Regions from separate parts of the Homo sapiens genome. Here all the other regions are linked to region 1. A link is a loop called in an ENCODE intact Hi-C map of the cell type or tissue named here. Cell type or tissue: psoas muscle. All regions are shown on one strand. Each heading gives the region's core, and the rest is flanking DNA. Links, peaks and the distances in the headings are about the cores only.

Region 1 (7,533 bases), core at 1,429-5,428:
TTGTGGAGGCACCACATTGGTGGTCTTGGATCAGACCTGGAGGAATTGTCTGGATTAGCAGGCAGAGACTGACTTCTTCCCTTACTTTCCCACAAATGAAGTCTCTCTCTCTTTGTGCTAGGCTGCCTGGAGTTGGGAGAGGAGCAATACAACACCCCTGTAGCCACCACCACTGGGACAGCACTGGGTCAGACCTGAAGCCGGCACAGCGCTGTGACTGCCCAAGACCCCCACTGTAACAACAACCCAGCTGCCACCTATTTCACTCAAGGCCCCAGGGCTCTCCAATTAGCAGGTAGTGAAGCCAGCCAGGCTTCTGTCCTTCCCTTCAGTGCAGTAAGCTCCCCTGGTCCCTAGATGCATTCAAAGGTGCTGTCTGAGAGCCAGGGCTCTCAGTCATAAACCTTATAAATCTACCTGGTGTTCTGTTCTACCATCGCTGAGCTGGCACTGAATCCACCCGGCAAATCCCTTCCCACTCTCCCCTCCCCTCTCCCCAGGCAGGGTAGTCTGTTCCCACCTACGACGTCATCACAGTCTCATGCGGATTACTGCCAGCTCACCACTGATGTTCACTTAATGCCTCAGGGCTCTCAGTCAGCTTGTGGTGAATGCTGTCTGGCCTGGAACTCACTCTTCAGGACAGTGGGCTCCCCTCTGGCCCAGGCTAAGTCCAGAGATGCCATCTAAGAGCCAAGGCCTGAATCAGGGACTCCAACAGTCCACTGGGTGCTCTTCTCCACTGTAGCTGAGCTGGTGTCTAAGCTCCAGAAAAATCCTCTTTACTCTGCCTTCGGCTTTTCTCAAGCAGAGGGAGTCTCTCCTCACAGACACCACAGCTGGGAATGTGCGGGGTCACACCTGATGCCAGCACATCTCTGAGTCTCACTCGAGGCCCATGGCATGTACTACCTGGTTACCACTGCTGATTATTCAAGGCCCAAGGGCTCTTTAGTCAGATAGTGAAGAATCCTGCCATTACTGAGTCCTTCCCTTCAAGGAAGCAGGTTCCCTTGTAGCCCAGAGTTTGTCTAGAGATGTTATCCCAAAGCTGAGACCTGAAAGGGGGGTCTCATGACTCTGACCAGTGCCCCCTCCTACTGTAAGCTAGTATCCAAGATGCAAGACAAAGTCCTCTCCTCTCTCCTCTCCTCAAGCGGAAGAAAGAGGTCTCTGTCAGAGCTGCGAGCTGCACTGTCTAGGGTTGGAGGAGGGGTGGGCAAGCACTCCATAGCTGCCCTAGCTGCTGTTTCTCTAGGTCACATGCCCCCAAATACACTGGCTCCAAGCGCGGCACAGCACTAGGACTTGCCTAAGAGTTGCAGTCCTTGTGGCTTAGACAGCCTTTCAGGTTTATTAAGGACCCCGAGTACTTTATCCTGCAGTAGCCAGGCTTTCCACAACTCAAGTTCCAACCACTGGGATAAACAATTCCCTTCTGGCTAGCACTAGTGTAAATGTTTCCTCTGTGGGTGGGCACTAGTGTAAATGTTCCCTCCGTGGGTGGGCACTAGTGTAAATGTTCCCTCCGTGGGTGGGCACTAGTGTAAATGTTTCCTCCGTGGGTGGAGGCATCAGATGAGTGCAACCTTGTTTTGCTTTCTGCTACAACAAGGCAGCACTGAGTTCAGTGCAAAGTCCCACAGCTGCTGTGCTCTCCCTCCGCCAAGCACGGACTCTCTCCTCACCACAGGTCCACTGCTGAGGCTATTCCTGTGGGGAGCACAGCTGGCAGAGATTTCTACTTAGCCATCAGGCTCCACTTCTGTGGCTGCATACATTCTGAATGACAGTCTTACCTACAGGCAAATGTAAAACAAACAAACAAACAAACAAAACCTCGCGCCACTGCCTGTCACGATCTTGATCTTCATATGAGGTGTTCCTTCATATTTTCCTAAGCGTCACCCACAAAGCCATTCTCACTGTCCAGTGGGCACTCTGAGAGCCTTTGCTAAAAATGCCTCCCTGGCTCACCCTGCCTACCAGCTCCAAGGCCCTTCCCTTTACAGCAGTCATGAGGCCAGACTGGAAGAAAGACCCCATGAAGCTCATGTTTCTGTGTCCAGTTGGTGCCATCTGTGAGCAACCCCCTGACTCAGCAAGATTTATTGCACTCTCATAGGTAACTCAAGGACCCCAAAGTGCTGTTGTGGTTGTATGAGTGCCCTAGGAAGCTCTTGAGTGAGGTGAGCATTGGGTGATGTCCAGCAATGCAATGTTTCTCAGACTGCCTGAGGAGAGCTTCTAACTCATCAGCCCAATCTCTAAACACAGGCAACACTCCTGGGGGAGGGGATAGGGGCACAGGGATCTGTGGCTATTCTGTATGTCAAGGTTTCTATAAAACAGATCTTCAGATAAAGGCAGCGGAAACACCAGCAAGAGCAAATGCACAATGTATGACTCAGGGTGAAGCTACACATTTTTCACAGTCTAGAGGCCCTAGACCTGTCAGCGGCCAATTATTTCAAAGGCCAGACATGTGCACCTTAAAGAGAGACTGGAACTTGCAGACGGCCTCTAGAAAGCCATAAAGATATTTACTGTACTATTATGTTCTGGTAGTATACTTGGAAGATAACTGCCAAAAATCACCAGAAAAATACTTTTCAATTTATGAGCAGATTATTACAAGAGCAATTTACCAAGACCTACCAATGAACAATGAAAACTATGAACTGTTATTCTAAAGCTAATAGAAAGATGTGGTTTTCATGTCCATTTCCATCATCTGCACAATGTAACCTTTAAAAATATTTCTTAAAGTGTTAAGTTTATGGGAGCAAAAAAATATTGAAAAATTATCAGAAAGTTCACAAAAACCTTACAAACTCACATGTCATCAGATTAAATGTTCTCAGAGAGCCTGCAGTTTTTCACACTCCCTGCAACCTCATGGTCATCGCTCCACAGCAAGATAAATGGGTGACAAGACAATCCTCTTCTAGTTTGGTTGGACAAATGTCAATATCAGCATAACTTTCAAGTCTTTCTATGTAAATCTGCAAAATAGAGCACTGGCCTTTGATTTAGCTTAGTTTGAGTGCTGTAATAAGAACTCTTAGGAATGACAGGTTTCTTCTGGTTTTGACCAGAAAGTAAGTGCCTTTTATTCTTATGTTCTACAGAGACTTTGCTTGATCAGGCAGAGCAAGAGGCCATATCACAATCATAGGTCAGATACTTCTGCTACCTACTGTGCCCATAGAAATGTACAGCCCAGTTTTAGTCACAAGAATGATGGTCATCTCAGCCAAGGGCATCATGAAAAGAGGCAGTGTTGTCACCTTCACACTCATAAAAGGCAGCACACACACAGGCCCAGTGTGGATTTAAAGTCATTCAGTAAATCCTCAAGTGCCTACCACATGTAATGTCTGACACCTAGCTGGTAGGCAGATGGGAACTTTACAAGTACGTCAAGCTTGAATATGTAAAACCCATGTGATAGTGAGCAAATGTTAATCTTTTCACAAAAACTTACCCTTCTATATAGGGCACTAGCTTAAAAAACTGCGGTCAAGAGAGCCCCCCAGTGGCTGCTGTGCAGAGCAGCATGGCAGGCGCAGGTCTCTGAGGTTGTAAAACATTCCCCATAGTCAGTTGTTGGCTTGATAAGGAATGCACGTGTATAAAGAATGGTCCTTCTTACAGCCCCTATTTTTCACATCTTCATGATCACATCATAAAAATTGTTCTGTCTTACATCATCTGCAACTTAGACAATTCTGTTGGTTTTAAGGTGGAAACAGCTGCCAGTCTATGTATCCCTGGGATTCCTCTAACCCTGCTAAGCAGGGTTACTCATGAATTACTTTACATCTATCAATCATCTGTCCTACAAAGAACTGGGCAAACCTTCTTGGAAGGCCAGAAGGTTTTGCAAAAGCTTTAGGAAAGGGTTATGGCTGAAGGCAGCCTGATCCTCTTACCTTGAGTTAATAGTAAAAAGCAAATAACAAGGGAATGTAGAGGAGTTTATCTAAATAGCTTGTTTTCTCATTGTTGTCCTAAGACTGACCTTTGATCATTCGCATGCAGGACTGCTCTCTCTGGGGAGGGCGGGAGAAAGGGAGCAGAATCTCTGTAAAATGTGATGTTCAATAACCATTTGTTTTTGAAAACATTTTTGAGGTTGGTAGCTTAGATCTGGCAATGTTCTCCCATCTAATAACCATCAGACAAGAAATAAACTTGCTTAGAATAAACTTTTTTCCTTTTGTTTTGATTTAAAGAGTTCAAGTAGCTCATGGATATACTCTTCTGCAGAGCACCCTCTGAGGTAACAACACCTCGCAGCTCACCTTTAATCTTTACTCAGCTGTTCACTTTGCCCAGAGAGTGGGAGAAAATCTTCACAATCTATATATCTGACAAAGGACTAATATCCAGAATCTACTACGAACTCAAACAAATCAATCTCATCAAAGAAAAAAAACAAACAATCCCATCAAAAAGTGGGCTAAGGACATGAATAGACAATTCTCAAAAAAGATATACAAATGGCCAACAAACATATGAAAAAATGCTCAACATCACTAATGATAAGAGAAATCCAAATCAAAACCACCTTACTCCTGCAAGAATGGCCATAATCAAAAAATCAAAAAATAGTTGATGCTGGCATGGCTGCAGTGAACAGGGAAAACTTCTACACTGCCGGTGGGAATGTAAACTAGTACAACCACAATGGAAAACAGTGTGGAGATTCTTTAAAGAACTAAAAGTAGAACTACCATTGGATCCAGCAATCCCACTACTGGGTATCTACCCAGAGGAAAAGAAGTCATTATATGAAAAAGATACTTGCACATGCATGGTTATAGCAGCACAATTTGCGATTGCAAAAACGTGGAACCAACCCAAATACCCATCAATCAACAACTGGATAAAGAAACTGTGGTATGTATCTGATGATATACTACTTAGCCATAAAAAGGAATGAATTAATGGCATTTGCAGCGACCTGAATGAGATTGGAGACTATTATTCTAAGTGAAGTAACTCAGGAGTGGAAAAACCAAACATCGTAGTTCTCACTCATAAGTGGGAGCTAAGCTATGAGAATGCAAAGGCATAAGAATAACACAATGGGCTTTGGGGACTTGGCGGGGAATGGCGGAGGGCAGCGGGGCAAGGGATAAAAGACTACAAATGGGGTGCAGTGTATACTGCTCAGGTGATGGGTGCACCAAAATCTCACAAATCGCCACTAAAGAACTTACTCATGTAACCAAACACCATCTGTTCCCCAATAACCTACGGAAATAAAAAACAATCAGCAAAAAGCAAGAAAATTCGTTAATGCGCATGGAAACCTAAGATAATTAACATTAAATTTAAATATGTTGAATCAATAAGAGAATTCGGCAAGAAGCAATGTTAAGGGATAAAAACCAAAAGCTTTTCTCTAACACCTGCAGCACCGGGCTCGACCCGCCTTAGAACCCTCACGCCTGGGGGCGCCAGGACAGGGCTCACAGGTCAATGGGTCGGGTAGGCTGTAAAGAGACAAGGTGGAGGTTCCAGGTTGAAAATGTATAAAATTGTAAAGTAAATTCAAAGTTATATCATTTCAATGCTAAATACTTCAGTAGTGATCCCTTTTTTTAAAAAAAAAATTTCTACAAAATTCTTAATTTTTTTTCACAGTTCACAAAAGTAATGGTACTTTTTTTCAATATTTGCAATTCCCAATCCATATTCAGCTTCCCAATTGTCTCCGAAAGTCTTACGGAAAAAAAAAATGTTGGTTCAACCGGGAACCAATGGAGGGCTACTCTTTGTATTTGTCAGTAGCGTTTAAGTTTTAACCTTTAACTTCTCCCTGTTCTTGGAGAGCCTGAGCGGGAGACTTCATAAAAACTCCATCCCCGCCAATTCTGAATCGCCGAAACGTGAGGAGTCACGTCGAAGGCGGACGCAAGAGCTTATGGGAAATGTAGTCCTGAATGAGTCTGGTTCGCCGCGCAGCACTCTGGGATGGGGCTCCTGGGCTCCTTCTGCGCCTGTGCAGCCAGAGCCCCGCCTCCTCATTTGGGTTCTCGAGACTCCCGGGAAGCGGTTTGGGAAGCTCGGGGGTCGGCTCGGAAAGTAGAGGGGGCGCAGCTGGGGCGGGAGGACAGCGTTTGTGCCCGGAAGCGGGAGAGGAAGCGGGAAGTTTGTGGGATCCCCGCCCCCTGTGTCAGTGGATGCGACCGGGCGGGCCCTCGGCCTTCCCGGCCGCTGGAGAGGGACTTCGGCCGCTGGCTCCCGGGGCGGCTGAGGCTGAGCGTTGGTCCGGAGCAGGTGCCGGGTGCGGGCCGCGGTGTGCGGGACCGGAGCCCGGCGCGAGCGGCGGCGGGGGTGGGGAAAGCGCATTTGTAACGCGGGCGACAACGTGCCCGAAATCCCCGGACGGTGGGTCTGCATCGAGACCCCGAGCTCTGGAGCTGGAAAAACCCGGGTAAGTTCCATCTCTGTCAACTGGAAGCCGAGGCGAATGTAGGGACGTGGATGAGAGTCAGGTTTCTCATCTGAAAGTGAGGGTATTAATAATGACTGCTTCATGGCGTTGGTTTAAAACTTTAAGTCACCACCTGTAAAGCAAACAGCCGACTGTAGGCTACTAAGCCATGAGCGGACTGCTGCTGTTATATTTAGAAGACACTTTGTTCCATTCGTTGGGTGCCTATGTATACCTCACAACCACATCTGCATTAAATATAACTGAGGCTCAGGTCACAAGCTAGCAGTGAGGGAGCTGGGGTTCAAAGGCAGGTGTGATTTATTTCCCGTTTCAGGCGCTAATATCACACCTGCCTAAAACCAGCATTGCAGCCTTCACAGCACTTAGCAGAATGTCATGTCCCCAAATACTCAGGGAGTGGATGTAGATGGAATCTTACCATGTGTCAAATGTAGTCTGGATTTCTGGTGTGTCTTCAGATCTCTTGGGTCAGACAGGTTCCTGGCCCCTTCTGCATTGTCAGGGTGTCTCTCTTTTAAGTCTGATGTAAAGAATTCTAAGAGTCAGATTTTTGCCACTAACATGGTTTCTCAGGTCAGGTCGCAGGCTCCTTGAACAGAGCAGCCCTTGCGAGGTGGGAAGCAGGGGTCTCTGTGAACAGTTTTACCTGGAAGAGAACACCTCTCAGACCTAGGCCTCCCTCCCGAGCTTCAGAGCAGAGGCAGAAGAGCCCACAGAGGAGCAGATCCTAGATGTGTATGGTCAGAAGCAGTTCTTGATCCTCCTTCCCAGAATGAGCCAGACTTGGTGAAGCCTCCAGAAGCCACCACACAATGGGTGACAGTGGGTGGTTTGGGCCAGCTTTGAGAAGAGCAAAATGGGCTAGGTGGTGGCCAGGGACAGGCTGCTCAGGAAAGGCCACATCATTGCATAGGTCTGAGGGTAGGGGTAACCGGAGATTCTGTCCCCAGATCCCAAAGTAGCCCCCAGTCGCTTTGTTCTCCACTCTTTACAGATGCCATACTGCTGTTAACATATGTGACACTGGAGACTTTGTCCCTACCTCATAGAATCCCATGCAT
Region 2 (7,533 bases), core at 1,365-5,364, 540 kb before region 1:
AAGCTTTCTTTAGGGATTATTATTCCTACCAAGTCAATTTTCCTTGGTCAAATTATGCATATCAAAATGTTAAATATACTTTTCTTCCATCAATTTTCAGTCAATGATAAATTTTACCACGTGCAGTTTTAACCATTATCAGTTTTTGCTATAGACTGTTTGTGTCCCCCCAGATTCCTGTTTTGAAACCTGTCCCCCAGTATGATGGTATTTGGAGGTTTGACCTTTGGGAGGTGATAAGGTTGTGAGGGTAGAGCCCTCATGAATGGCATCAGTGCCCTTACAAAACAAGCCACAGAGAGCTCCCTTTCTGCCTTCTGCCATCTGAGGACACAGTGAGAAGACAGCTATCTGTGAACCAGGGGGTTGGCCCTCACCAGATACCAAATCTTCTGGGACTTTGAGCTAGGACATCCCAGCTTCCAGAACTGTGAGGAATAAATTTCAGTTATTGATATGTCATCCCGTTTATGGTGTTTTGTTGTAGCAGCCTGAATGGACTAAGTTTTATTTTGGGTGGATTCATTTTACTGGTAATATTTATTATGAGGGTCAAAGTGTCCTTGGGGTGAATACATTGTACTTTTAAAATTTACAGACATTCAATTTTGACCCAGCTTTTTAGGGACATGCTGCTTGTCTTAAAAGCTTCACAGCTCTCAGCCCCTCCCTGCCCCATTTATGAAACAGGAAAGGATGTTCTCAGATTTACTTACAAGGTACAAACAGATGAAAGCCAACACAGTGGTTCTAGACATTCTGCTAGGGAGTTGAAAGCAGGGGTCCCATTCATATATCCTGGTTTGGAACCAAGCTTTTTCTCTCTCTGTGAATGAATAAACAGTGAGAAAAGAGAGGCTGTGATAGGTAAACAAATGCCCAATTCATCTGAAAGCAACCCCATCCCTTCCTCTCTATCTTGGCATTTACTGTAGAGAGAGAGCACTGTTAGTTTCCACGGTTTTCATTCTCCTCTTATTCTTACATGCAGATGCTCAGTTTTATTCAGGACAGCAATTCACCAACTAAAAGACTAAAAAGTTCCCAACCTCTCTTGCAGCTAAGAATGACCTAAGTTCCAGCCAATTAGATGTGACCACAGTGTGGTGTGGGACTCTGGGGAGACTGCTCAGATGGAAGTGACCCAGCTGAGAGGGCCCCCTTTGCCCTGCCTTGCCTGCTCTCTGAAATGCAAAAATGGTGGCCGGTCGAGGCTGGAGCTCCAGCAGCCACATTGGACCATGAGACCGCATTGAGGATGGAAAGCACATACAAGATGCTCGAACAGAAACACATGATTTATAAACTTCTGTGGTGGTCAGTTCAAGGTCAGTATGGATGGCCTGTCTCTGTAAAGTATTGATCCTGGGTGTGTCTGTGAGGGTGTTGCCAAAGGAGATTAACATTTGAGTCAGTGGGCTGGGAAAGGCAGACCCACCCTTAATCTGGGTGGGCACCATCTAATCAGCTGCCAGCACAGCTAGAATATAAAGCAGGCAGAAAAATGTGAAAAGAGAGACTGGCCTAGCCTCCCAGCCTGCATCTTTCTCCTATGCTGGATGCTTCCTGCCCTCAAACATCAGATTCCTAGTTCTTCAGTTTTGGAATTTGGACTGGCTCTCCTCACTCTTAGCTTGCAGACAGCCTATTGTGGGACCTTGTGATTGTGTAAGTTAATGCTTAATAAACTCCCCTTTATGTATACATCTATCCTATTAGTTCTGTCCCTCTAGAGAACCCTAACTAATACATGTCACTATTATTTTAGGGATTCTAGTATATGTAGCCATAGTGAATGTTAACCAAATTATGAGTTTTGCCATTGCTCATTGTGTGACTTTGGACAAGACACCTACCTTCTCTGGGACATATATATCCCCGTGTGCCTAGTGGCAGAGGTAGATATGGGGTCTATATGTATGATTCTGAGATCGGGTGCTTTTATCTTTCTGACATCCAACTCATCTTCTATTGAAGACAGCACCTCAGTTTTTTTCTTAAGAAACTACCCCTCCCTGCCCTCACTCTTAGTGCTTAAGTGAGACTGACACCACTTCTTGGCTCCAGTGGTGAACATGTGACCCAGGCCCCTGCAAGTGTGGGAGGCACAGAGCTGGCTGCATGAGACCAACCTTGCCTGGGGCTCCCTTGTGTACTGCACTTGTGGACACAGTGAAGGAGGAACTCACCAGCATGTTCTCTTCTTGGTCCAGACACAGGGCCCCTTGAGCATGCCTGGCCATGGGCACTAGGCCTGGCTGTTATATGTGGTGTCCCTCAGCATCTGCCCGAGTTAGGGAGGCTTCTTCACCATATGCACCTGAGCCACCCCACCCTGACACCCCGTCCTGTATTGATGGAACTTGACGCTGCATCCTCACTGAGCACACTGAGGCAGTTTCACACCCATCCCCTCATTGTGCATTTGGGAAACCGAATTCCAGAAAGAGACAGGGCCTGGCTTAGACCACAGAAAATGCACAGAGTCTAAAAGGTAAGGGAGGGCTCCAGCTTCCTAGGCCAGTGCTGAGCCTCCTCCCAGAGGGAAAGAAGAAAGAGGTTGGAGGCAGCTCTGTTATGAGTCAGTGGCATCGGCAACATGCTCAGGAACCCAGGGCATGAGCAGGGCAGACATAGGGCTCCCTAAGGGCCCCAGCACAGCCTTGAGAGGCCAGGGCCGGGGTCCTCAGGCCATTGGTCTGGGCACCTGGAAGTAGGATGAGCCCTCCCTGCTAGTGCGGACAGAGACTATGGGAGAGAAAGCCTCCGTTTCCTCCTGTATTAATTGGGGTGCTTGGGTGAGTGACCCCAAGGGTTCCACATACTCAGAAAGTGTCTGTTGATATGGCTTATCCATCAGTGCCCATTGTGCTCTGAGACCCTGGGAAAATGCTCTCCACTCCCTGGACATCATTCAGAGCAGAGTTAGGTTTGGGGCTTGGGTGATGAGGGCTTGCTATAGGGCAGAGGGTGCCAGAGCGTCGGACACCGTGTCTGTGGTCCAGGAACGAGGCTGATCCTTGTTGGATCCTGAGTCTGCATTTGGAAGTAGGGGGAAGCATTGTCCTGGCCGAGATAAGGATGCTTGACGCCAAAGGAAGTGGAGGCAAAAAGGGGTCAAGGGAGGCTTCCGAGGTTCCTCACACTGCCCTTTGGAGCCTGCGGACCTGCTCCTTTGCCCCCTGGAGACCCCCAAAAAACCACTGCCTTGAGGTCAGCCAGCCGGAGTGTGTGACTTAAGTCGAGGCGCTCTGGCCTGGGGCTGCAGTGCTACGGCTGGCCACCAGGAGGCGGTCAGCCTCCTGTGTCCGCGGTGCCTACTCTGCTTTACCAGCAACTGGTGCCAGGGAAAAGTCACGCAGAGGTCACGCCTGCCGTCCTCCTTCCTCAGGTCTGACTCACACCTTTTATTTGCATTGATCATCTCCACAGTCTTAGCTGGTCAGAAGGTGGGGAGGTGGAAAGTCTGCGATCCTCCCATTTATTCATGCAGCAACTACGCCTGAGCACTCACCCTGTGCAGGTGCCCCAGTGGGCCCAGCATGCTGTGCTGAGATCAGCCAAGTGGTCCCTGCTCTCCAGGAGCTCACAGTCTGGAGGGGGAGATGGACAAAGGCATGTGAAAGAAAAGAGCAAGTGCTGTAGAGAAAATGAAGTCGAGTGCTGAGAGGTGGGCCTGGGAAGTCACTGGGTGGGCCTCAGAGGGGCCTTACTTTTATGCTGTGAGCAGAAGGACCAGAGGGAGCCAGCCCTGCACACATTTGGGAACAATGTGTCAAGGAGAAGGCACCACTGAAGCAGAGACTCCCAAACAGAGGTGGGTTTGGCAGAGGAGGTTAGAAAGAGCAAGTGTGTAGGCTGGGTGTGGTGGCTCATGCCTGTAATCCCAGCACTTTGGGAGGCCGAGGCAGGTGGATCACCTGAGTTCAGGAGTTTGAGGCCAGCCTGGCCAACATGGTGAAACCCCATTTCTACTAAAAGTACAAAAATTAGCCAGGTGTGGTAGTGTACACCTGTAATCCCAGCTACTTGGGAGGCTGAGGCAGGAGAATTGCTTAAACTTGGGAGGTGGAGGTTGCAGTGAGCTGAGATCGTGCCTCTGCACTCCAGCCTGGGCAACAGAGTGAGACTCTGTCTCAAAATAAATAAATAAATAAATAAGAAGAAGAAGAAAGAAGAGAAAGAGCCAGTGTGGCTTGGGGAGTGTGGCTTGGGGGAGCCCTGGAGGGAGGATGGGAGAGGAGGGAAATGATGGCAGGGCCAGATCCTGGGGCCTGGTAGACTAGGTGAGTTACCCATTCTTCTCACAACATTAGCAATGTGAAAGTACAAATATTTAATATCTCACAGTCTGTGGATCAGTAACCTGGGCATGGCTTACCTGGGTGCCTCTGCCTGAAGGTCTCCCATGAAGCTGGGACTGTGGTCTCAACCGAGGCTGGGCTGTGGGAAGAGCTGCTCCCAAGCTCACTCATGTAGGTATTGGCAGAACCAGTTTGGACTAAGCCTGAGTTCCTTTCTGTCTGTTGGCCTGGATGTTCCCCAGTTCTTTGCCATGTGGGCCTCTATGTCGGGTAGCTCCTGACATGAAAGCTTGCTTCCTCAGTTAGAGGACTGTGACAGAGGCAGCGAGAGGAGGAGGGACAGAGAAGGACAAGGAAAGGGAGGGAGAAACACAGGAGACAGCAAGTACGAGGGAATTGGTGCTTTTTTTGTAACTAAATATTGGAAGTTGCAATGGATTGAATGTTTACGTCCCCCAAAAGTCATGTGTTGTTAGCCAAATTCCCAATGTGATAATATTAGGAGGTGGGGACTTTGTGAGATAATTAGCTCATAAAGGTGGAGCCCTCATGAATGGGATTAGTGCCCTTTTCAAAGGGACCCCAGGGAGCTCCGTCACCCTTTTTCAACCATCTGAGGACACAACAAGAAGCTGGCAGTCTGCAACCCTGAAGAGGGACCTCGGCAAAACTGGACCATGCTGATACCCTGATTTCAGACTTCCAGCCTCCAGAACTGCAAGGAATACATTTCTGTTATTGGTGAGCCACCCTGTCTGTGGCACTTTCTTATAGCAGCCCTAACTGACTCAGACAGGAGAGACAACCCGTCACTTTGCTGTATACTCTTAGTCAGAAGGGGAGTCAGTAACCACTTTATGGTTAAACAAGGGCATGAATCCCAGCAGTGAGGTTCATTGCAAGCTGCTGTGCATGCATGCAGACTACCACATAGGCTGGGATGAGACACCTAGGTCTGATTCTAAATATAACAGGAAACCACTGGAAGGCTTTATGCCACAGGATGACCATATACCAGTTTCATTTTATGTTAACTCTCTCATGGTGCAGAATGAGAAATGAGGCCCAGAGTGGAAGTAACTTTTCCAATATTACACTGTTGGAACCCGGGCATGTCTTCAGTTTAAGTCCGTGCTGCATCCCATCTATCCTTATAATTCTTCCTTCTCTTGAGTTTGTGCATTTGTTACTTGTGACACCAACCTATGAGTGTTATGAGAATTATCTCATGTATGCCTGATGATGTCTCTGGGAAGCAGATGCTGGGATGATTTGCATTGTGCAGGTTAGGGGACTGGAGAGGCTCTGAGAGGTACAGTGAGTTTTCCAGGGCACAGAACTGGTAAGAAAAAGAAGGGTTGGAACCCAGCTGTATCTCCTCAAACCTAGGGCCCTCGCTGCATTTGGGTTTTCCCAGAGGGGGGATGTTGGCAAAATTGTGAACAGTTAAGGAGATGACATAGAGGAGGAGGGTGAGCAGTCAATGGCTCAGAGAGACCTTTGGGGAGGGAGCTCTTTGAAGGAAGGAGCCGAGGTAATGGAACCTTAGAGAAGTGACCTAACTTCCTTGGTGATAGGCCCCAACAGAACTTAGAACTTTGATAACCAGCACTCACATTCTAGAGACCCCCTGTCCAGCTCACTCGATGGGAGCCACTAGAGGGAATAAGATGTTCTCCTGCTGTATCCCGACTTTCTGAGGCTCTGACTCCAGGAAAGCCCGGCACGAGGGCCTTTTCCATTGCTGCAGGCTTTTTGGCTCAGCACTCACTTTTGGCACCTCTGGCCATTTGGCAGGAAGTACCCAAAGGTAACACAGAGAAGTCCGGGCCAGGCCACAACTGTGATCCCACCTGGGCAGCCCCACACCCCTCTCCATCGCCGTGTGTGTGGAGGGAGGCAGTGGAGGGAAGGCAAGGGATGAGCGTTGGGCCCTTCCTGGGCTGGAGCAGGTTGTTGGGTGTTGGAACCCTGGTGGGCCTGGCAAGATGGGAAGGTGAGTGCTGGGTGAAGGACATTTCCCCAGATGTTATCCTGTGCTCCTGAGACTTCAGCTCATTTCCTCTATGCAGTTGCCTACCTGTGCCTTATCTGGGGAGCAGAATTTCTAATGTGAGTTTCCCGCTGCGGTGATGGCCAGGCAGGGCCCTGATGTCTGATGATCTGGCTGCCGAGCATCATTTGTGCAGAGCTCCATGTGAGAGATCAGTGAGGAGCTGGTTGATGGGTTCAACTCCTCCATCTTCCTAGACAAGGGGTAGGTGCACCATGCCACCAATAATGACCAGCACTGGTCTGGAGTGAGAGCGGGCATGGGGGAGGGTGGTGGTGCTGGTGTCTCCACTGCCAGTATCACGAGATGAACAGCCCGGGTCCAGAACCCAGTTTTGTATACAAGGACTCCTGGGGTCTCTCAAGCAGGGCCTTCCCACTAGAGTGGCCCACAGTTCTACCCCGCAGAAATCTGGGCTGCCACTCCTCCTCCACCTGCAAATTGGTAAGGTGGAAAGACACTTCACACACTTGTAGGAATATCAGAGAAAAGACTTTTTCATTGTTTTCATATCACACCAGGCCATGAGCATTTTTGCATGTTGCTACTATTTTTGTTTTTTTAGCCACCTGCCCCAGATATCCCATGTAAGAATCAGCTCCCCTGCCCTTCCAGACCTGCTCCAAGCCTTAGAAATCATCAGGCTTAATAGGGTGGTTTATACACAAAAATGGAGGCGGTGGGGGTTGGTTCAGCTCTTCTTTATGTGTCTCTGCAACTTGTCATGTCCCAGAACACATCATCTTAGCCCACTAGGGCCAGAGCCTTGGCCTCACCTGTCTTCACAATATTCCAAAAGGAGGGCTTTTTTTTTTTTGCCACAGCAATTCCACCTTCCAATGCTGGTGGACCTGGATGTGATTCCATTCTGCTGCCATTTCAGCAGGGCTGCGGGGAACACCTTATGTGTGTCCTATTAGAGAGCACTGGCCTGCTAGGGCTGCCATAACAGTACCCAGATTGTGTGGCTTAAACAACAGAATTGGTTTTCTCACAATTCTGGGGCTAGAATTCTGAGACCAAGGTGTGGGCTGGGGCGGTTTCTTCTGAGGCCTCTCTCTGTGGCTTGCAGATGGCCGCCTTTTATCTCTGTGTTGACATTGTCTTTACTCTGTGCCTCATTTTTGTTGTCCTTGTTGTTTGTTTGTTTTTCTTGAGACAGAGTCTTGTTCTGTC
Region 3 (7,533 bases), core at 1,365-5,364, 180 kb before region 1:
TTTTTTACAGATGTGTATAAATAGATATAAATAGGTGTCCTAAGTTGGAGCAATAACGTCTTCCACCCTCTTGCTTATTGGCTTTCTCCCATATTTCTTCTGCATTTACATATTTCTGGTATAATTTTAGATTTGGGGCACACTTGGTTTGAAAAGGGTCTATGTTTTCTCCACTACTTTTGTCTCACATTCCAAAAAACAAAGGGGATGCCATTCTTCAGGGCAGCACCTGCCACTCATCTGCTGTCAGGCTATTGCTTAAGGCACAGATCTTAATGGCCTGGCAGGTTTCTCCACCCTACAATCTTAGGGAGCTGTGGCCCAAGGGCAACTGTAAAACCCACGTGTTAGAATAACTTAGCTTTCTTGTGATAGACTGAGTAAACAAATAGACAATGGCCATAGTATATGGCAATAGAACTCTGACCCACAGAAGAAATGAAGCATAATATCTGCAGAGACCAACTCAGAACAGTCAGGACTTACTCAGTGGCTGACAGCTTCCTCATTTTTGCCTCTGCTTCCAACCCAGGACAAACCAGAAAAACCAAATATACTCCACAAACAAATCACATAAGACGCTCCATCTCTAGTTATCCCTCCTTCAGCTTCTCCATGACGACACTCTGCAAAGAGGACATAGCTGAAGTTGCCCCCTTTTTCCCCTAAAGCTTTTCTTCTCCCTCGTCTTTGAATTATCTCCTTTGTTATAGCAAGTTCTGAATATATGGCCTCTGTTTGTTCTTAGGTGGTGGTCTTCATTTATTTCCACATGTGAATGATGATTGTGTTCAACACAATGATTAATTTTTAAAAAAGAAAAAAAACAGCTATTTGCAGTACAAGATGCTTTTTTTTTTTTTTTGAGACGGCAAATTTGCAGTACAAGTACAAGATGCTTTTTTTTTTTTTTTTTTTTTTTTGGGACGGCATCTCGCTCTGTCACCCAGGTTGGAGTGCAGTGGCGCATGCTCTGCTCCGCTCACTACAACCTCAGTCTCCCAAGTAGTTGGGACTACAGGCATGCATCACCATGCCTGGCTAATTTTTGTTTGTTTGTTTTGTATTTTTGGTAGAGGTGTGATTTCGCCATGTTGCCCAGGCTGGTCTCAAACTCCCAGGCTCAGGAGATCCACCTACCTTGGCCTGCAATACAATATACTTTTGTATTTTTTATATAACCACCTGACAGCTTTGGCCCCTAGTTGTATTTGAGAGGGAAAAGCTGCTATTTATTTAAAGGAAGGACATATAATTATTAATAAATTGATTTTTAAAAAGATGTATTTGCCTGATGGTGCTTCTGAAAAGTTGTCAGTTTAATTGTTTTTAATTTGTTAAAAGAAAATCCATAGCCAAATTAAATTTAAGAGAATTTAATTGAGCAAAAAACAATTCGTGAATCTGGCAGCCTCCAGTGCCAGAGTAGGCTCAGAGAGACTCCAGTGCAGCCACATGGGGGAAGATTTATAGACAGAAAAGGGCAAGTGAGGCACAGAAACTGCAGGATTGGATACAGCTCCATGTTTGCCTTATTTGAACATGGTTTGAACAACTGAACCTCTTTGATTTACAGAAATTCGGGGATAGGCACAAGAGCAGGCTACAGTCTGTTTACACCTCCATTTAGATTACAATTCGCTATGTACAGAGAAACCTTTAGGCCAAACTTAAATCACATGGGGAGGCAGCTTTAGGCTAAACTTGATTTCACAAATTTTCAAATTAACAAGTAAAAACTGTGGATATTATTCAATTTAATCTTTAAGAGTTTATTAATCAATATGCATTATAACTTCATTTTTGTAAAAACAAAAAAAGATATGCCTAGAAAAGGGTTATGGAGAGGGCACAAGGGACGTTTATTTTCTAAAACATATTTTTTATAATGGATTTTTTTATATAACTTTAAAAAGAATTAGAAACGTTTCTGAATTATTAATGATTTCCTTAAATCTTTAGCTACATATATTTCTCCATAAAGAGCAGTTCCTCAAACTGCATCACCTCAACCCTGATATTATATATTTTTATTTTTATTTTTATTTTTTGAGACAGAGTTTCGCTCTGTCACCAGTCTGGAGTGCAGTGGCACGATCTCAGCTCACTGCAACCTCCGCCTCTCGGGTTCAAGCAATTCTCCTGCCTCAGCCTCCTGAGTAGCTGGGACTACAGGCGCCCGCCACCACGCCCAGCTAATTTTTGCATTTTTAGTAGAGACAGGGTTTCACCATGTTGGCCAGGATGGTCTCGATATCATGACCTCGTGATCCGCCCGCCTCGGCCTCCCAAAGTGCTGGGATTACAGGTGTAAGCCACCGCGCCCGGCCGGTATTAAACATTTTTAAAGTAAATTTATTAAATCTCAAAAGAAGCACACTTTGAATACTGAGGAAGAGACGTTGTAACCCATAAGCAGAGAGTAGGTAAGTAAAAGCAATTTCCACCACTCTCAGACTGGGCGTAGTGGCTCACGCCTGTAATCCCACCACTTTTGGGAGGCTGAGAGGGGAGGATCGCTTGAGGCCAGGAATTCAAGAGCAGCCTAAGGAAACTTAGCCAAACTCCATTTCTACAAAAGAAAAATTTTTAAAGCAATTTATTTCACCATTCTCAACGCTTTTCTCTTTTTTATTAACCAAATATTTCTGTAACTCTTTTTTTTTTTTTTTTTTTTTTTTTTGGTATTGAAAGACATGGGAGAAGGAAGAATTCCTGAATGCAACAGACTGGGAAGGACGCACCACAAAACGCTCCGCGGTCTCTGGACACCCTATCAGCTAGTCCCGTCCCTCCTGGTGTCCGGTCTCGACCATCCATCCCGTGTTTTGGGAGTGCCTTTCCTTACCAGATTCTTCTAAAGCCCTGATGCACCCACCCTTAAGTGGAAGGTAATGCTTCTGCTGGGGGCTGTGCGTTCTTCCACTCCGTCCCACCTTTGCCGTGGACTAAACAGGAGCCACTGAACGAGAGTACCCTGGCTCCCGGCCCTGCAGATTTTCACCAAAAACTCTAGGACTAAGTTAAAGTAGGGACTGAAATACCACACAGAGCTCGCTGTAAACCACCCGCTCAGCGCAGTAAGTCGGGATAGTCAGTAGATCTGAGCCCTTGAGGGAGGCGCCTCCCCCTCCTCCGCGCAGCCCCCGGGCGCCCGGCCCAGCTTCCCGCAGCCAGGGTGTATTGAGGTAGGCGCGCCCAGACCTGAGACGGGTTGGGACTGGGCTGCGTCACGCGCGGGCTCTAAGCGCCCGGGGCCCCGCCCAGTGGCCGGCACAGCCAATCGCAGCGCGGGAAGGCGGTGGGGGCGGGGAAGGCCGCCTGGAAACTTAAATCCCGAGGCGGGCGAACCTGCACCAGACCGCGGACGTCTGTAATCTCAGAGGCTTGTTTGCTGAGGGTGCCTGCGCAGCTGCGACGGCTGCTGGTGAGCGCCCCCGACCAGACCGAGGGACAGGGCGAAGGGGGACTGGAGGAGGGAACCCCCCTTTAGGGACACTGAGAGGAGGCGGGCGCTTCTGGGAGTGAGAGCTTCTGCCCGGAGCTCTGCCAGCCTCGAGGTGGGGAACGGGGGAGGGCGGTTGGAGACCCCAGGGAGGCGCCGGCACCACTGGGAGGGCCCGGGCGGGGCAGGTCAGTCATCCTGTGGGCTGAAGCCGGACCGGACCGGGCGGCTTCATGCCCCCAGCCTGGCCGCGGAGCCCCCGCTCCCTGCACCGCCGCAAACATTCTCGGGGCGCGGCGGCGCGTGCAGAGGGCGAGAGCAGGCGGTGCGGCCCCGGTCCTGGCCCGCCCGGAGCTCCGGGAGCTGCCTGCCTCGGTCCGGGCCCTGGCCCTGGGGCCCCTGGCTTCCAGCGGCGCGGCCTTGTGACCCTGCCCCGGTTTAGGGGAGCGAGTAGCACAGACCCAAGTGTGGGACGGCGGGAATAGTGGGTGCTCTCCTTCCCAGTGTCTCCTGGAAAGGGATTCCCGAAAGGTTTTATTCCAAAAGGAGAGGTTGGAAGACATAGCTCATCTCCTGCTGTGTATCAGCCAAGAAGGTGTGAGGTGGTGTTCCTTGGGGATCCGCTTGCATCTACTTGGGATGGTACGTCTTCATTAGTGAGGTTTTGCCTGGATGACCTCAGTACAATTGGTGCAAAACCTGGACCAACTCTTTCCTAGTTTTCTAGTTGTTGCCTTAAGCTTCTCACCCGTCAGGTATCTTTCACACCCTTCTCATACCCTAAATTATCGCATATGCTGTTTCAACGCCTCCAACTCTGCAGGCTGCTTTTAATTTTGGTGGGCCCATCAAATACCTCCACTTGGCCTGTTTCAGCCTCTTCCACAGTCCTTGGGGAAATGCTAGGGAGAATAATTGAAATATTTCTATTCCACGGGGGCTGTAAGATGGCTTTTTAGGATTGGTCTAATCAGATACTCATTTCTTTTCTCTTTCTAGGTTTTGAAACATGAATCTTTCGCTCGTCCTGGCTGCCTTTTGCTTGGGAATAGCCTCCGCTGTTCCAAAATTTGACCAAAATTTGGATACAAAGTGGTACCAGTGGAAGGCAACACACAGAAGATTATATGGCGCGGTTGGTAACATCTGAAACTGTCCAGAGGGACTCTGGAGAGAATGGTCCTCGCTGTTGGGAGTTGATAGCCAGAGAGTAGCTTCTAGACACCAGACCTTACCAGGCAATAACCTAACAGCACCCATTATAGGTGCAATATGGGCATATATCTCCATTGTGTCTTGGCTTGGAGAACAGCTCCCAGAGAAGTATCAACCCATCCCTGGCCATGGTTTCTCTTCCATTTCTGCCCGCAAATCGGCTTGGTGAACATGGGTTGGGTAAGTAGACATAAAGTCCACCAGCTATATGTTTGCCTCTAGAATGAAGAAGGATGGAGGAGAGCAGTGTGGGAAAAGAATATGAAAATGATTGAACTGCACAATGGGGAATACAGCCAAGGGAAACATGGCTTCACAATGGCCATGAATGCTTTTGGTGACATGGTGAGTGTGGCAAGGATTGCTGAACTCTGTGCTGCTTCTCAGTTCTTCACCAAAATAGTCTTGCTTTTAACATTTTATTTACTTCTCCTTGAAGACCAATGAAGAATTCAGGCAGATGATGGGTTGCTTTCGAAACCAGAAATTCAGGAAGGGGAAAGTGTTCCGTGAGCCTCTGTTTCTTGATCTTCCCAAATCTGTGGATTGGAGAAAGAAAGGCTACGTGACGCCAGTGAAGAATCAGGTGAGACAGCGTCAGATTCAGACCCTGTCTCCACAGGAAAGCCAAGAAGGAATTGGTGTCATTGCTGTGGTAGATGGTGGCACAACATATGGTGATGGGTTTTTTGTATTTTTGGTTTTTGGTGTTTTTTTTGTTTGCTTGTTTGAGACGGAGTTTAGCTCTTGTTGCCCAGGCTGGATTGCAATGGCGTGATCTCGTCTCACTGCAACCTCTGCCTCCTGGGTTCAAGAGATTCTCCTGCCTCCACCTCCCGAGTAGCTGGGATTGCAAGTGCTCACCACCATGCCCAGCTAATTTTTGTGTATTTTTAGTAGCGACAGGGTTTCACCATGTTGGCCAGGCGGATTTCAAACTCCTCTCCTCAAGTGATCTGCCCGCCTCGGCCTCCCAAAGTGTGGCGATGGGTTTTTTTTTTTTTTAAAGAATATTAAGGTAATTCAATTATGGGGTACTGTATTTGTATTGGTCTTGTAAATTTACAGCTTTTTTTTTCTCCCTTTTTAGAAACAGTGTGGTTCTTGTTGGGCTTTTAGTGCGACTGGTGCTCTTGAAGGACAGATGTTCCGGAAAACTGGGAAACTTGTCTCACTGAGCGAGCAGAATCTGGTGGACTGTTCGCGTCCTCAAGGCAATCAGGGCTGCAATGGTGGCTTCATGGCTAGGGCCTTCCAGTATGTCAAGGAGAACGGAGGCCTGGACTCTGAGGAATCCTATCCATATGTAGCAGTGGTAAATGGAGCTCCTTATCTTGTCATTCGTGCTCTGCTTTTGGAAAGTGGAACACTTTCAGAGATAACAGATACTTTTTTCAGAATTCACATTTTATATGGTAGAATCTACATCTGCAAACCGTGAGTATTGTCATTATAAATTATTAGCCTTTGGCCAGGCGTGGTGGATCACCTGTAATCCCAGCAGTTTGGGAGGCCGAGACAGGCGGATCACGAGGTCAGGAGATCAAGACAATCCTGGCTAACACAGTGAAACCCCGTCTCTACTAAAAATACAAAAAAATTAGCCCGGCCTGGTGGCGGGTGCCCGTAGTCCCAGCTACTCAGGAGACTGAGGCAGGAGAATGACGTGAACCCGGGAGGCGGAGCTTGCAGTGAGCCAAGATCGCACCACTACACTCCAGCCTGGGCCGCAGAGCGAGACTCCATCTCAAAAAAAAAAAAAAATTATTAGCCTTTGCACAGTTCTCTGGTGAGATGGTCAACAGCTAATGGTTACCATATAAGTACCATTAGATGGTTAACACACAGCTGTTCTTGCTTTTACATAACATGGAGAATAAGCAAACCATTCTACATATAATAGAACTTTATCCATTGTGAAAAATTTTTTATGGACAGATTGACCTAGGGGTTCTCATTGAAGAAATGTCAACTAATTTTTCATTTTCAAATCAACAAATAGCATTTTATTTCATGGGACGATTTATAAGGGTGTTGATTTGGAAATCCTAGGTTGCAAATTGCTGAGTGTTTCGGTTCTAGAACTAATGTTCCCCAGGAGGTAGATGGTAGTGATCAAGTCTCTCCCCCTTTAACTTTAAAAGGATGAAATCTGTAAGTACAGACCTGAGAATTCTGTTGCTAATGACACTGGCTTCACAGTGGTCGCACCTGGAAAGGAGAAGGCCCTGATGAAAGCAGTCGCAACTGTGGGGCCCATCTCCGTTGCTATGGATGCAGGCCATTCGTCCTTCCAGTTCTACAAATCAGGTAAGTGTCATTTTATTATAGAAATTTAGGCAGAATTGGGAAGCATCACTGTGATTGATTCTTGGATATGACATCCTGCTTTGCAGGAATGTAGTATTTTGAGAGTGAGCATTTAACATAGTGATGTTTGCATTTGACATGAGAAAATACTTAGTTATGTTAAACTTCTCATAAATATTTTTAAATGGCTATGTAATTGTATAGAGACAACCTAATTTTCCAAACTATTTTCCAGTTGTTGGGCCTTTTTTTCTCAAAGTTTTTTACTACTGTAATTAGGACTGTAAAGAATCCCCTTCAAGTTTTTGTTTGTTTATTTTGGTGCTATTTTAGACTGACATCCTAGGAACAGAAAGGGATTATGCGAGTTGGTATTTGGGCTCAGAGATATCTAAATCACCTTAGCTGTAAACAATAGGTTTTATCTTTTGGATTTTCATTTTTTTTGGTAGAAAATATCTTGAACTTAGTTGAAGTTAGTTGATTTCTAGTGAGTTGAGGTTGACTTTTTTCCTTTATCAGCCATTACTGTTTTCCGGCCAATATTGTTTGGGTCCTTATTT

Evidence for each region. Peaks named below come from ENCODE experiments on the same cell type or tissue, not always from the same donor. Only the 100,000 strongest peaks of a DNase experiment are listed, where the experiment ranks them.
Region 2: a loop joins it to region 1, with 8 times the contacts of the local background. A loop is called at or near these places in 88 of 110 quality-filtered maps.
Region 3: a loop joins it to region 1, with 2.4 times the contacts of the local background. A loop is called at or near these places in 7 of 110 quality-filtered maps.

What each region holds. Positions count from the first base shown.
Region 1 is chr9:96,853,003-96,860,535 of GRCh38, reverse strand. It overlaps ZNF782 (zinc finger protein 782), which reads left to right and starts at 6,022. Exons shown (of 6, transcript NM_001001662.3): 1 at 6,022-6,448; 2 at 7,467-7,533. RefSeq lists an enhancer at 375-669 and silencers at 375-669, 6,250-6,319, 6,600-6,689. In psoas muscle, for the core only: a CTCF peak has its summit at 3,532 (motif pointing left); a DNase peak (open chromatin) is centred at 3,545; H3K4me3 peaks cover 163 bases.
Region 2 is chr9:97,395,078-97,402,610 of GRCh38, reverse strand. It overlaps LOC286359 (a long non-coding RNA gene), which reads left to right and starts at 5,920. Exons shown (of 6, transcript NR_026847.1): 1 at 5,920-6,114; 2 at 6,435-6,561. RefSeq lists a silencer at 3,129-3,316. In psoas muscle, for the core only: a CTCF peak has its summit at 3,286 (motif pointing right); a DNase peak (open chromatin) is centred at 3,290.
Region 3 is chr9:97,034,965-97,042,497 of GRCh38, reverse strand. CTSV (cathepsin V) reads left to right here and starts at 3,356. Exons shown (of 8, transcript NM_001333.4): 1 at 3,356-3,427; 2 at 4,445-4,580; 3 at 4,883-5,005; 4 at 5,100-5,246; 5 at 5,751-5,975; 6 at 6,805-6,970. The coding sequence starts at 4,455. RefSeq lists a silencer at 3,012-3,321. In psoas muscle, for the core only: no CTCF peak of the experiment used is centred there; a DNase peak (open chromatin) is centred at 3,257; H3K4me3 peaks cover 1,485 bases.